Regions from separate parts of the Mus musculus genome. Here region 2 is linked to region 1. A link is a loop called in an ENCODE intact Hi-C map of the cell type or tissue named here. Cell type or tissue: heart. All regions are shown on one strand.

Region 1 (8,000 bases):
AAAACAAAAACAAAAACAAAAACAAAAACCAAACAAACAGAAAAAACCCACTTGCCCAAGGCTTTTGGAAATACTAGGTGGGAGCAGAAATGGACTGCAGGAACAAGAGTGGGAAATAGCAATAGGGCCTCCAGGAGAATATGGAGAAGACTGCGCAGGTCTCCAGTGGGTGAACTTTTAAATTCATGACTTGCATTTCTAGAATTCCACGCACTAAATACCCACTCTTAGGAGTACCAACAGTTGGTGAATTTCCTTAACATTAAAATAGCTTCCATAAATCAGGAACAGAACACTGACATCTTAGTCTATAACTGGGCCAAAGATATGAGGGACACACAGTCCATAGATTAAAAAAATGCAAATGGTTCCTGAACCCATGTGAAGATGATGAACTAAACTCTGTTAAGCCAACTTAAAATTATTCTTTAAAGATCGTTGCCTCGCTCCCAAGAGAAAGGCCAAAGCTACTAGATTACTTCTAGGAATGCAATAAAATGAGCTTCAGGGTTGTGATCCTGTCCTGGGTTTAATCTGTGGTGGCCACACAGTGTGTTTCATTTGTGAAGACTTTTTAACTACGAACAATAGGCTTTTCTATAAATGTCTCTATTACAATTATTTAATATGTATATTGAAGTTATATTTTATCTTATAATAGTGATAAAGATAAAAATGAGAAATTATATATATACATATATGCAGACATACATGAATGCATACATACATGAATGCATACATACATGCATTGAATGCATACATACATGCATATATACATACATATATGACAGAGAGTAGAGAATTGGCAGTGCCATACATGAACAAGGATATAAATGGCACAGTTTCTATGGAGAACAAACAGGCAATCTTCTTCAGCCCAGATAGTTGATAGAGCTAATGTGCTCATTTAAATATTATTATATCTTATTTTGTGTGTGTGTGTGTGCATGTGTGTATGTGTTCCTGTAGAAAACAACTTGCAGAGTTGGCTATCTCCTTCTACCATGTGGGTTCGGGCATTGAGCTCAGGTCGTGAAACCATCTTACTGGATCTAGGATAGTCATTTAAAGAGATGGACCTAGTAAACCACAGTACATATAAACTAGAATGCTGCCAAACTACAAAGGGAGACTGGAAACTCAAGAGTTTGATGGCAATAGAAAAACCTCCAAACTGTATTTCTATTCAAGCAGAAAAAGCAAGGTACAGAAAAGCCTGCTCAATTGCTTAATAAATAAGAGGGGGCAATCCTGAAGGGGAAAAACTCTGCAAGAATACACAGGATGCTGTCAAAACAGTCAGAAACAACTTTCCAGAGGGAAATAAATACAACCAAGACAAGGACTTTCGCTGTTTTATTTTCTGTAATTTTTGAATTCTGAATCACACGACAGTACATTCTAATCAGTTAAAAGCACTTAAAATTGTAAGACTGTTTTCTGTATATAATAGCATACATACACTGTACATAATATTGCTTAATATATGTATTATATATTACATACTGTATATATTAGACTCTTTTCACACTTTCTGTCTCTTTCTGTGCCTCTCTCTGTCATACAAGTTTAACAATAGACTATAGCCATCGTTAGCTACTTTCTGTGGTGAGCAAAGACAGCTCTACATTAGGTCTCTACATTAGGTGGACACATACTATCGTCAGAAATGTCCAGCTGGGAAAACCACAGCCACGTAGAAGGGAAAAAACCAGATCTGGGCTTATTTTGCTGACTACTCAAGTGTCAGGCCCTTGATCATGTATTACCATCACCTACCAATTACTGAGAAACTTTTTCTGCCCGTTCAGTATCATTTGCTGAATAGCCGTATCGTTCACTAGATGTGGGTCTGTCGTGACCCCTGTATCATTTTCTGTCCTTTCCAGTTGCTCCCTGAATAATCTCTTGTTTCCTTGTTGCTGGGCAGTAAGTCGGTTTATCCTCCCCTCTGCTGTGCTATCGTCTGCATCTCTCTAATGAGCCTCATCCTGTATTTGACAGACAGTTTCTGTTTTGACAAGGTAAAATTGATCAGTGAATTATACTCGTGCAAAACATCTACACACACACAAACCCACTACAGAGAAAGATTCAAGTGTTGTCCACTTCCTTGCAGATAATAACTTGGGAAGCAGTTTTAATGGGCAGATGAATTCTAAATGGAGGTCTCTGTTTAAACTTCACAGTCCATAAATAGACACCAAGTGCAGACATCCTGCCTTTTGACCTGACTTTTGCCACTGGAAGCATTTAGGAGTACACTAGTATTTCTTTGCTCTTCTGTAAATGAGACTGGGTTGGTATACACCCAGTAAGATGGCTAGACAGATCCTACCATGCTCATCTGTCCCTGGGACCCTATGGAGAACCCTGACCAAGCCTTTGGAGCTCATTGGCTTTCGGTAGGACCCGGTTGAATTCTGAATTCAACGACTCCAGAGCGGATGTTTCTTGTGAGCCCGGCTCAGGAGATAGGTAGCGTGAGAATATGAAGTTGCATTTCCAATTTTCATCTCACAGACTTAAATAGATTCTGGGGGAAAAAAAAGACAAAGACTGTAGAAATATTCAGATTTAGTATCAGTAACTTGCAGCTTAAAGAAAGCATGACAACCCAAGATTGTCTGGGAACGTGCACCCTGTGGTACTGCTATTCTAACTGCAGGGACTGAGGGGGAGCACTGTTGGGACTGTTATAGACCTACCCTTCAGCATAGAAGGGACACACGTCTGCTCACCTGCCATGCCTCAAAGTCCGAGTTCCAAAGTTAAAGACATTTAAGCTTTCTTTGAGAAGGAAAATGACACTGGAAATCCTGTGCTAAAGAGAACAGAAGCCCTGAAAACTGTCCGTGGGAGCCAGTTTATGTGCCTTCAGTATATTCCCTAAAAGGGTCTCAGACCACCTTCCCTCAAAGTTAAGAACCAAACTGTTTCAGCCCAAACTTCTTATTTCGTAGAAGAAAAGAACACGCAAGCCAAATCTTTAAACAACTTGCCAAAACCCCAAACAATATCCCTCACTTGCCAGAACAGCCTTTAATTGAGAGCGGGACTGGTTCCTGCCAGTACTGGGGAGAGACCCTACTTGCAGGCACTGCACAAAGCTCCAGCCCCTGCCTTGCCAGTTCTCCCTCAGTGTCCAAATTAAATTTAGAGAGGAAGACGCGAGGTCATGGGAAGGGTCCTTGCTTCCTGGAGGTTTCAAATCCCAAATGGAGGCTGGAAACTGGTAAGGGATCCTCCTTGGGAACTTCTGAAAAAATAACTCATTTGAAAGTATCCCGATGCCAAGAAAAACGTGACCCTGTCCCCCGCCCTTCGGCTCTCCCCACAGCCCTCCTTCCTCCTGGCAGGTAACCTGGGCTTCCATGGTATTCTTTCAGCTTCCTCGGACCTCCAGCTGAGCTTCCCGTAGGGAGGAGGGATACAAAAGGCATTAGCCTGGAAGGACTGGTTTTACCATCTCTTTTCAGACCGCTGTTTCCTCTTTGGAAGACCACGTGTTTTCCTTAATTCGGTTTCCTGTTCCCCATCCTGCTGTCACCTCATCTTTACCCCCCACTTCCAGCCCAAGCTGGCAGATCACTCAGCTTCTCAACCAGCCACACCAGTGTTTCCTTTCCGCCTTTTTTATTTAAAAAAAAAAATGAATTTCCTCTTCTGACTCCTCCAGCTTAAGGACCCCTCATCTTTGTCCGAGTGCCATAGACAGTAGGACTCGTGAGAAGAAGGCAATTTAACAGCTCTCTCAAGCCTTTCTTTGGACTTCATTCACTAGCCTCTGATTTGCTATCTGTTTCTCCCACTTCCTGTTTCCTAGGGTGCATTTGTGTTCACTGTAGCATAGACTCAGATAGCCAGGTATTAAAGGTACAATATGTAGATGCTCTTGAATATCAGAATAGAAGAAATTGTATAGAGAACTATGAGATTGCAGGAAGGCAGAAACACAAGAAGAGCTACTGTGAGGTTTGTGTTTCAAAGAATTTAGAACTTCTAAATGAGAGTAAGAATCACAAAGTGCAGCTACGTCTTGAAGTGTCAGAGGAAATACCTGTTTTTACTGAACCAGTGCCATGCAAATACGTATGCACAACATCGTCGTCCCTCATCCTCGTGCGAGGCCCAGGTGAACGGCCATGCTCAAGCTTCCACCCTCATCCCCACAAGGAGCCTTACAGGACAACAACGCCAACAGGAAGCAGAGAAGCAGACAGGGATGTGACTGTGAAGACAAATCTCAGGCAACTAAAGTAAAAATCTCCTCCGTTTGTCAATTTGAAAAGGACCATGCAGCTCTGGGAACACAGGCTGGAGCTCCCTCAGGTAAGAATCCTAACGAAGAGACTTCACCCGCTGCGTTCATGAGGTTGTTTGAGAGATCTGGGGGGCTCAAACACCCAGTAAGGTCCAGAAATTCAAAGTCAGAACCAGAAGTCCAAGGCGAGGCCCAGCGCGGGCCAACTTGAGGAAAGTGCACACTGCTTCATTCTGGGTTTTCTGTCTCCCTCTGTATTCCTAAACAGTCTCCAGCCCGTTTCTTTTCTATTCTGTTTGGTTTGTTTTTTTTTGTTTTTTTGGGTTTTTTTTTTTTGTTTGTTTGTTTTGAGATAGGATTTCTCCATATAGCCCTGGTTGCCCTGGAACTCACACTGTAGACCAGGCTGGCTTCCAACTCAAGAGATCTGCCTGTCTCTGCCTCCTGACTGCCGGAACTAAAGGCTCATGCCATCACCACCTGGCTCAACTGTTTCTCTAAATGGCTGAATATCTTGATTCTCTAAGGATTTTTCCATGTTTTCTCCACCCCCCCCACACACACACAAAAGATGCAATTGGGGAGGAAAAGTGGTTTTTTGTGTGTCACCACTATTGAGTGTGGGGTTTTTTGGTTTTGTTTTTTTTTTGAAAGCTTCAACATTGAATTTTCTGGGTCTCTTCAGCCACATGGTGAGAAAGAGAGTGGGAAAAGTAATAGGCCTTCAGTCCTGGACTGTGATCAGAGAGCTTCGGGGTGTGTCTTAGTTAAGCTGTCTATAGCTGTAACGAAACATCATAGCCAAGAAGCAAGTTGGGAAAGAAAGGGTTTATTCAGCTTACACTTCCACATTGCTGTTCATCACCAAAGGAAGTCAGGACTGGAACTCAGCAGGGCAGGAACCTGGAGGCAGGAACTGATGCGGAGGCCACGGAGGGGTGCTGCTTACTGGCTTGCTTCCCCATGGCTTGCACAGTCTGCTTTCTAGTAGAACCCAGGACCATCACCCCAGGGATGATACCAACTACAATAGGCTAGGCCCTCCTCAATGACCACCTTACAGCTGGACTTTATGGAGGCACTTCTTCAACTGAGGTTCCTTTTTCTCTGATGACTCTAGTTTGTGTCAAGTTGACACAAAGCCAGTCAGTAGAGGGTGGAAGGGAACAGGCAGAAAGGAATCACATTAGTGGGTGTTAGCCCAGGTTTCCCCTGGGAAACACCTTATGACTCTCCCTTCCCTCCTGGTACTCAGTGTCCTCTACACTCGATTAGCACATGAATCTTCTCATTCCCACTATAACAACCATGTGCCCTTGTACCCCATGCCTGTGCCCTTCACACAGAATGGTAAGAATAGAAGGAACTTTGTTGGAGACATTATTAAGTGAAAATGGTATAAAGAAAGGAAAATAATTAATTTCTCACAGTCAGCAAAGTGGCAAGGAGACTGGCATGATTGGGTTGGCTATCCATGAGATGCCAGGATCCCTTCTAACTCAACACATCAGCCTACTTCAGTTCCTACTTAGCAATGAGCATTCTTTAGTATCTGCTCTTTAGAACTATTGATCAATGCTAATCCTGTGCCACACCTGTGCCCTTAGTAGGACACAAGAGTCAAGCTTTTTCTCAAATACATTCATGCACCAAGTCCCCAGCCCTGCCCCACCTTCATCTTGGCTCAAAATATATGGAGAATGTGTGGTCATAAGCCTGAGAGGTAACCAATGTTCCAGTCATCTCGACAGAAGGAAAGTCCAGAGTCCATGAACTTTCACGTGGTTTCCTTCAACATCAAGTCCACACCGGGGAATTCCAGCCTTAGGATCCCATGAACTCACTTACAAACAGCCCCTCCCTAAGCCAGGACACTGGAAAGAGACTATATTGGTCCTATAGTGTCTATTTGTGTCTAAACATAGACATGAATGAGAACTGAAACCTTGAGGCTGATAACAATACTTTGGATGATTCTTTTCAAGACATTATCAGCAGGAAAATCTAATGGACTGCTCATTTGGGGTGTGGAGTGGGATAGGAAGGGAGGCTAGAGGCTTGAGAAAGCAGCCAAGATGCAAAGCCAGAGACACCATCTGACTCTTACCCTGTTCTGAAGACCCTGATTGACTTCTAATAAGGTCTGTTTTTATTGTGAAAGGAAATCTTTCAGGGGGAATATTTTTATAAATTAGGTCAAACCAATAGCCTGTGTGATTGGAAAACTTGAGGTATTTCAGTGAGTTTTGAGAATACATAGGTAGAGACTATATTAAAATAGAAGACCTAAGTCTTGAGCTAAGGGTCACTCAAGGGGAAAAGGAGATATTTCCCTTTCTGTTTTGGTCACCTATTTATTATTGGTGTTGATCTAATCCACCCCTTGTGAGTGGACAAGCCTTGTTAATTGCAGAGACTGCTACATAAGGAAGCCATTCTCATACTCTGAGTCTCAGATAAAAATCAAGAATTGGGGAAGAGGCTGGGTGGTAGCGGCTCACACTTCTAATCCCAGCATTTGGGAAGCAAAGACAGGCAGATATCTGGGAGTTTGGGGTCAGTCTGATCTACAGAGAGTTCAAAGACAGCAGAGGCTACACAGAAAAACATTGGGGAAACAAACAAACAAACAAACACACAAACACACAAACAAAAGAAACAAGGAAGAAAAAGCACAAACCGTAGCTACCAACCTTATCTGTTTCTTTCTACCTCTTGTCCCAGTGAGAAAGTCATGGGAGGCTCTGAGCAAACTGGCCGGCTCATGTTTTCCAAAGACACCCAGAAAGCAATAACCAGAGATATCCCATGAGAACATTGGATGGTTGCGTGTGCCCTGTGAATGAAATGGGGTTGGTTGACTACGACAGTAGGGACCTATGAACTGTTCCTCCACACATTCAAGTTTTTGACGCTTGATTCCCAGCCAGCAGTGCTATTTTGGGGAGGTTCCATAAACTTTGGGAGATAAACTCTAGTTGGAAGAATTAGGTCACTGAGGACAGGTCCTTGTGATCTGGCTGCTTTCTAGGTTGCCTTGCTTCCTGATCAGCCAGGACCTGAAAGGCTACCTCCTCAGTCATAGGTTCCTTCTGCTCAGATGTGTGTGGCACATGGGGACAACTTCCCATGCATTGAACCATCTGAATCATTAGTCCGTATAAATCTTTCCAGTTTCTGTCAAGTATTTTGGTCACAGTGATGGAAGAGTTTGACTTTACAAAGTAGAGCCCCATATAGGGCTAGACCAGGGAATGAGTGTGGATACAAATTATGTCATTGAGAAAATGTGTATGTTGTTCTAGATGCTACCCCTCTCTTTCAAAGTACAACTGAAGGAACACTAATACTAAGGGTCCGACTACTCAGAGAGGTGCCCAGGTGGCAGGACATTTAATGCTGGAGGCGATGTCATTTGGACGGTAAGGTTTCTGAGCTGTAATGTTTTGGAAAACAATTGAACATTGGTTTGACTGTTGGAGTTATTATTGTGATTAGTCATCATCAATCCTTGCTGATTCACCCCCATGGATAAAAATACATAATAATTGTGACTGTTACTGATTAAGAGTTTTTGAAGTGCTTGAGTTGGCTGGACCAGTCTACTTTTAAAACCCACTAGTCTGTCCCATCATTCTGGGATTCTTTTAGGGGAACTTTAAACAACATATGATCCAGGGACTTTAGGATGGACGCACCGTCTTTGTTTGTCCTTTATACCCACTATTTTAACCTT
Region 2 (8,000 bases), 130 kb after region 1:
AACGGTTTTTACTTTGCTTTCTCCCATTGTCAGTAGATCTGACGCCTTAGGTTGTAGACCTGTCAGCCTGTAAAGCCACGAAATCATGGGCTTTCAGAGGGTCGCTTATTTGGTACCAGACCAGGAGCTGAGATATGAAAAAGTCAGTCATTGATTGCCCTGGCTTCCCCACAGTTCAGTTTGGTTGGAAGTCGGAAAATGCAAAATAAGCAAAATAAAGAAGGTAACTTTTTTTTTTTTCCTTTTGCAAGGTTAACAAGGATTAGACCAGGGAATCAGTTAGCGCCATTTTTTCTCTCTCCTAGAAATGTGTCCATTTCAATGTTCAAGTTGGGCAACGCTATAGGTTCTGCTAATTGTCATGTTAAAACTTAGCAGCTAAGTTTGGGGATGGGACATGAGTGTGGCTTAGTGGCAAAGCCCTTGCCTAATACATGACAGGCAGCAAGTGAGTTGGGAAGTGCCTGAAAGTAAACAACCTTGCTCAGAAGAGAAGATGCATGGGCAGTCTTAGGAACCTTCAGACACCCAAAACACAGCCAGGGCTTGTCTGCACACACCTGGGAAACTGATCAGCAGGAACTTAAGGTAAAGAATGAGATGCTTACAGAGTAAGCCCCTGCGATATGTTCCTGAACAGAATTGTGTTTTAAAAGTCTTTTTCTATGATACTCTTGTCTGGTTGGTTTGGTGTTTTGTTTTGTTTTAGAGCCCTGGTTGTCCTGGAACTCACTCTATAGACCAGGCTGGCTTTGAACTCAGAGATCCACCTGTCTCTGCTTCCCAGGCACTGGGATTAATGGTATGCGCCACTACATCTGGCTCTATACTCTTTAAATAGTTAAAATGAAAGCTTGTGAAGGCAGAGGAATATAGATATTGCAGTACTTCCAGGCTAAGTGGCCAGCTGCCAGCTACACTCCACAGACCTGACAATGTTCTTCACAGAGTTTCATGATGCAGGCAGATAGAACCATAGAGAAAGAACACCTTAACAAGTGAGCAAGACTCTACAGGACCAGGCCTACTCCACCCCTACAATGAGTTGCTTTTGGTCTGGTGGAAAACATAGGGATAAATGGAAACAAACCAAAAGTGATAGTTAATTTTTGTTGGCAGCTTGACTGCAGGTACAATTGCTGGAGGCCTGGGGGTATAGTTCAGTTGGTAAGGTGCTTTCCTGGTATGCATAAAGCCCCAGGTTGAAAGTCAAGCACACAGAAAGTGAATAGAGTGGTGTGTACCTAAAATACCAGCATGTGGGAGATGGAGGCAGGAGGATCAGAAGCTCAGAATCACCTTTGACTTCTGGGAGATTGCCAGGGTCTGCCTGTAGTTGCGTCTGTGAAGTTCTTTCCAAGGAGGATTAAATAAGACCAACCTAAATATGAGTAGCACCACCCCATGGGCTAGGGCCCTGCATGGAATAAAAGTAGAAAGAGGGGAGATAGCAGAAAGGATTCCCTAAGAGTCTCCGTTTCTTGTCCCATGTTGATACGAACTTCTCTGTTCCACCACACCCTTCCAGCTGTGAGTGACAGACACCCCAGACACCTCAGAAACCATGAGACAATTCTTCCTCCTTTTAAATCATTTGTCTCAGGCCATCTGTTCCAGCAACAAGAATATTATCCAGTATAGCACACAACCCAAGTGAACAACCCTGGCCAGAAGCATAAGTGATAGAGGCTAAGAGAAGGTTAGTGATCCTAACCAGTGCTGGCAGTGGCAACTCAGAGTGAGGAGTTAAGAAAAAGGGGACCAGCCGGGCGTGGTGGCGCACGCCTTTAATCCGAGCACTGGGGAGACAGAGGCAGGCGGATTTCTGAGTTCGAGGCCAGCCTGGTCTACAAAGTGAGTTCCAGGACAGCCAGAGCTATACAGAGAAACCCTGTCTCGAAAAACCAAAAGAAGAAAGAAAGAAAGAAAGAAAGAAAGAAAGAAAGAAAGAAAGAAAGAAAGAAAGAAAGAAAGAAAGAAAGGAAGGAAGGAAGGAAGGAAGGAAGGAAGGGAGAGAGAAAGAAAGAAAGAAAGAAAGAAAGAAAGAAAGAAAGAAAGAAAGAAAGAAAGAAAGAAAGAAGAGAAAAAGGGGACCTCTGACCTCTGAACACTGAGTATAGGAACTCTGCACTAATATGACAAGAGAAGATGCAAAATAAGTGTAGGAACTGAGAATGGTACATTTTCTTTCAGAGACTAAAAACAAAAATAAACAAAGCAAGCCCCAGGGATCGGGGCCAAAGCTGCCTCACCCAGGGCTAAAGGAACCTGGGTGGGGCTAACTGGAGATAACAGTTCGGTCTGGCTTCCAAGACTAGGGTTACAGTCCATGGCTTTTTCCAGTCCCCTGTTGAACATACGTATAAAACAATGGCCAATCACTAATGGCTACCTTTCCCTTAAGTAAAACTACAAGCAGTAAAAGAACAACCTCCTCAAAAATAAACCAATGGGAAATGTTTCCAGCAGGTGACTAAATTTGCAAGCATGTCCTAGATCAAAGATCACAGAGGACTCTTACTATCTATCGTTGCTTGGTTTGTAGACAGGAAAACATTAGGGTTTCCCAGTTACACATTCTTACTTGCTAGTCAAGGATGGATATATATATATTCAGAATTTCTTGATAACATGTGAGACCAAGAATGTGATTCCCATTCTTGTGTTAATGGGGAATGAGAATAGTTGGTTTATAGGAGCTCTTAAGTAAACATGTTAATGGTTAAATGGGGATTTTGCCCATTATGTTAAAAAAAAAAAAACTGCATGGGATGCTAAAACTGGTGTAAACATTGGGAAGACGCTTGCCCTATCAAAACTTGTGGTCTAGGAAATGTCACCTGAACTTAACGCTATAATAGCAATAAATCGGAGAATTTCTGTATGTGAAATACTACGTTGTGCTGGCTGGTGTATGTAAACGTGACACAAGCCAGAGACATTTTAGAAGAGAGACTATGTCCCCCACCAGCTTGTCCTTTGAACAGGCTGAATAAGCCATGAGGAGCAAGCCAGTAAGCAGCATCCCCCCATGGCCTCTGCATCAGCTCCTGCTTCTAAGTTCCTGGCTTGTTTGAGTTCCTGCCCTGACTTATCTCAGTGATGATCATGGGAACGGAAGCTGAAATATATATATTATCCTTTGCCTTTTGGTAATGGTGTTTTACGACAACAATGGTAACCCCCAACTAAGGTAAACCTGCGCCTTATTTGACTTAATCAAGAACCCAATGAGATGGACTACAATATTTCTCTGTTCACTGAAACTCAAACAATAAAATGATGAGCCTAAACTCACTTGGCCAAAAGACTCTCACTTCATCTACCAAAGCACCTCTTCCTTTTAGCAGCATGGGCCCACTCCCATCCCCCCGCAGACATGGTCTTAACAAGACTCACATAGCTGGTGTACACAGCTACTATGTGCTGTCATTGAGCCTAGGGGAGAAATCTGCTCTCCTGGCCACGTCACACAAGTCACACCAGCGTCCTTCATAGCATCTTCCAGCTGGGACTAAATAGAGAAAGCACCTTCTTCCAGGCCATCTGGTGAAGGGAGACTGGGCAGCACGACCTTTGAAGTTCCTAATACATGTGGCTTCAGCCTCTTGGACTATCAGGACTTAAGAACATAAGCCTATTACAGAGAAACAACCAGAAAAAAGAGATAAGACATTCCCCCATGACATCAAAGGCCATTTTTCCCTTCGGTGGAGGTCTGGGAGCTGTCTAACAACCAGCTCACCGGGGAGAGTTCTGATGGGACTCTGAGGTGCTCATTTTCTCTAGGTAAGAAGAACACGAATCAGCACAGGCTGGAGACACAACTGACTTCCTTGAAAAAAATCAAGAGCTTTCAAGAACAGAATTGATATTTTCTCAGTTTTGGCTGCGACTCAACTGTAAATGCACAAATTAAAGCTAGTTACCAGGAACACCTCTTTTATTGCTATTGTCACACAGACATGTAATACATTTTGATTATATCCCACCCCACCCCCCTACTATCCTCACTTGGCCACCAACATCCCCTTTCTGATCCCCTAAACGTCTCCTGTCATCAGACTTTTAAAATAAATTAGATGAGCTTTTGCTATGCAGCCCACGCTGGTCTGGAATTTGCAATCCTCCTGCCTCACCATCCCAAGTGCTAGCGCTCCAGGCTTGAGACACCATGCTCAGCTGTAGACATAAAGTTTTAACTCAGATTTTCCCACACTTTCTCCATCATTTTCCTAAATCTAGATTCCAGACAAGCCATACACGAATAAATAGGTCAAACCCTGATTTGTAACATTTGTCAGTTTCAAACACAGGAAAGCTTCCAACATGGCCAACATCAAATGTCCATCATGACAGCAACGTCCCTAAGGAGAAATAAACAATGTTGCTCCATGCCACAGTGCTTCCATAAAACATACAGGGAAGATATAAATCATCTGAAATGCAGAGAAGAGCAAAACACAGGAAAATCAGGAGGAATTGGTGACATTTCGAGGTTTGTTGCCTTTGTGCCTAACATAATTTTTGCTCGTTTTTTTTTTTTTAGTTTTAATCAATGCACTATTTAGCAGCTGAAATTCCCACCTCTGTAAGCCAATCTTCTAACCTACTTCATTTCATTTAAATACAAAGCAAAAACTGCACCTCCCACCGTGTAAAAACAGAATGCTTGGTTATGGAAAACCTAGCCACACTGTGCAATGGTCCCTTTAAAAGTCTTCCCTTGAAGAATGTTTAATCAGCTGAGCAGAGGCTCTTTACCCCTGCAGGAGTTAGGAGGATGTTAGCAGTTCACTGCCACAGGCTCCCAGGAGCCTAGCATCGTTTTGTGAAACCACACAGGGTGGAGCCGGGCCTTCTTCTCCCAGGAGAGGAAATGACCAAAAGAATACCACGTGTGGCATTCCCATAGCAGCAGAAGGGAGGCTGGAACTCCCAGAGCAAAGGGAGGCACAGGAGACCACGCCCTGGAAACTTGCCTTTTCCATGGTCGGTCGGAAAGGACCCACAGTTTGTTCTGTGAGGTTTGAAGCATCAGGAATGGTAAACAGAACAGTATTATTCTCTTATTCTCTCACCCAAGTCTTTGTTTCTTTCCGCTGGTGTCTGGAAAACCTGCTTAAAGAGTTATTCCAAGTGTTTTTGTCAAGTCTCTAATCTGTCTTCAAAAATAGCCCGGAAGAGGAAACAGGCTATTTACCCCAGAGAGCAGGGTGGAAATGGCCAGGAAAAGTCTCTCCATAGCACCTAGCTGAAAGCCACAAGTGAAGAACGGGAGGTCTGAGACAGAAGCCAGCCAGTGCTGCTAGTCTGCAGCTTTCTGCTTATCCTGTAGTTTCAAAATGGGGACAGGGGGGTCAGCTGAAATCTGCTGTTGTGTGACAGTGGGGGTGGGGGAGGAAGAGGAGGTAGGAGGGGGAGAGGGGGTGCTATGGATGGTGGGGAAGGGCCTATAGGACTGAAATTGCCGAACAGCAGGGAAATCAACTCTGTAATTCATAGCAAATCCTGTTTAATGTGCATTCTCTCAGAGGGGGCTGAGCGGGACCCGTCAGCCATACATCCAAAGTTGATTAAAACCCTGACGTTTCTCATAATTGGACCTCATTAATAAATTCCTCAGGGTTCCAGGAGGCTGTGAGGAAGTAAAGCAAAGAGGTAGGGAAATGAGAGCAACAGGAGATTGCAAGGTCCCAGATGCGGAGTTAATCCCACTCAATCAGACTGGACAGAAACTTTATGTTCACAACGACCTGCTGCTCGTCAGCCTTCTTCCCCTCCTCAGCAGGGCAGGCTTTTCTTCAGGCACTACGCCCTGAGCTTTAAAACCCCATATTCACCATGCTAACAAGTTAGGAACTGATTCTCCTCACTGGACACTCTCATGGTTTCTCAGCTTGAACTGAATTGTTATGTGTGAACTTGACTCGGTTAAGGGATGCCCAGAGAGTTGACAAAAGGTTGTTTCTCACTATGTCTAGAGAAGGCAAGTGTTTTATGAGATGGACTAGAGAAGATGCTCTCACCTCTGCAGGCTAACATTATCAAGCGTAGCATGTAGATAGGTATATACGGCCCTTGATGGCTAGTTAGAGCAAAAAAGGAAAGAATTCACTTCCTCTGTTGGAGCTGTCCTACCTGCTGTCTCCTTCCTTCTGTCCTTCCTCTGGTTTGGACTGACACTACACCACGAGCTGTCCTGTTTCTCTAGCTTAAGTGTGGTAGTCCATGGAACTCTGTAGCTTCCAGAATCTCTAGAGCCAAATTGCATGGTATATCTGCTTCAGTAGATCTCTGCATTCTGTTTCTCAGATAACACAATCGCAAACCTTGCCTGGAGACACTGACTTAACTTGTTGTTGTCCTAAATCATTCCTCATTAACAAAGGATTAACATCTTTTGTAGCAAGCTTGCTCGGTTTGTATTGTACCATTTCTTCTTCCTCCAACAGAAGTGAGCCTAAACTGCAAAACACCCACGGCTGAGATCTTTAGCAACAACAAGATGCAAATCACCCCAGTGACACCCAGACAGAGGCGCTAAACTCTGAACAAGAAAGGACAAGACCCAAACACAGGATTTGCCAGGACTTTGCATGCCTTGCTTTTGTGGTGCCTATATCACTGATATGTGAACCCTCTTCTAGGCATTTCAAAGGGAGTGGTCATCTAGAAAACCTGTGGAGCAAGGAAGAGGTGCTATCATTCAACATTCAGTACTCATCAGCCTCCATTCAACAGGGACTCCAAAGTCACCAGTCTTCAGCACAGCTCAAGATCAAAGGAAGAGTGGCTTCTATTGGATGTGATTTTTTTCCTTTGTCCATGTTAGAGTTAAGAGAGATGGAGGGAGAAGGGAGAGATGGTCCACCACATCAGTGGCCATCCTAGACTTGCCCCTCACTAAATCCACTGGCCCGTACCCACCTCCACACTCAGATGCCACATTGCTGAGCATAATGAAAAAGAGGCTACTATCAACTGATGCTGCGAGTCTTGGTAGGGACAACTTGGATAAGTATGCTTGGCAGTGTCTGGAAAGGTTAGAAAAGTCTGTACATGTGATACAGAAATTCCACCGCTAGAAATATCTCCATACATCTAAAAGTACACAAAGATATGGACTACAGAGATGGGCACGATAACTCTTGTAATGTAAAAGGGGGGTTTATATGTAAGGGAATGCAGAGGAAGACAGGGAACAAGACCAGAGAACTTTGGGCCAGGGATAGACCCACCTCAAGTCTCAGGAGTGTCTGCGCGTGCCGGACTCGCCAGCAAGAACGACGCTGCAACAGGATCCTTCTGCACACGTTTATTGGGAGAGCTTGATTGCAGAGGCGAAGAGACCCTGAGCCCAGAACTGGTGCTGCTTATATAGGCCTAGGAGAGGCGTGTCTCACACCCGGATTGGTTATGCACTACACCTCATTTGCGTGTTCCTCATCTGATTGGCTACTCTCTCTCTCTCTGTACCTCACAGAGCCTCATTATCATACCTCATTTGCATGTCTCACATCTGATTGGTTATATTCTCAAAGCCTCATTATCATGCCCGGGCCAGGCAGTGTCTTTGCAAAAAACTTTACTGCATATGTACACATTGGTTGTTTGTCCAAACTTATGCGTGGTGGCCAGCAGTAGTCAGTGCCACTCTGCAACGGCACATGTGGCTTCCCACAGGAGTGGGGGTCAGGTCAATGTTGACCAATCAGAGTAATAGAAAGGCTTGAGCACATACCTGACTTATACATACATACAGACAGACAGACTTTTGAAACTTGCAGGATTACTAAAGGAACTGGTAAAAATGTGGCTGAAGTCTAAGGTGGGGGGGGGGAGCTATTACTTCTTAATCTAAAATAGTTTATCTTGATTTTTTTTTTACTTTGTGTATTTTAAGACACTCATTTTAAAAATCAAGAAATCAACAAGCTCTTGCCAAACATGCTAGGTTTTCCTCTTTTGTTATGCCTAAGAACGTAGTCTTTCCACCA

What was found. Hi-C counts contacts between places; a loop is a spot of excess contacts. Peaks named below come from ENCODE experiments on the same cell type or tissue, not always from the same donor. Only the 100,000 strongest peaks of a DNase experiment are listed, where the experiment ranks them.
Region 2: it touches region 1 in a loop (7-fold over the local background); 5 of 42 quality-filtered maps call a loop at or near these places.

The regions. Positions count from the first base shown.
Region 1 is chr13:112,080,151-112,088,150 of GRCm38, reverse strand. No RefSeq gene overlaps it. Among named protein-coding and RNA genes, the nearest start is that of Gm41062, 17 kb to the left of the region's middle. In heart, no CTCF peak of the experiment used is centred here; a DNase peak (open chromatin) is centred at 3,420; H3K27ac peaks cover 1,244 bases.
Region 2 is chr13:111,951,598-111,959,597 of GRCm38, reverse strand. No RefSeq gene overlaps it. Among named protein-coding and RNA genes, the nearest start is that of Gm15322, 39 kb to the left of the region's middle. RefSeq lists an enhancer at 4,027-6,698. In heart, a CTCF peak has its summit at 4,778; DNase peaks (open chromatin) are centred at 2,287, 4,867 and 5,257; H3K4me3 peaks cover 253 bases; H3K27ac peaks cover 1,744 bases.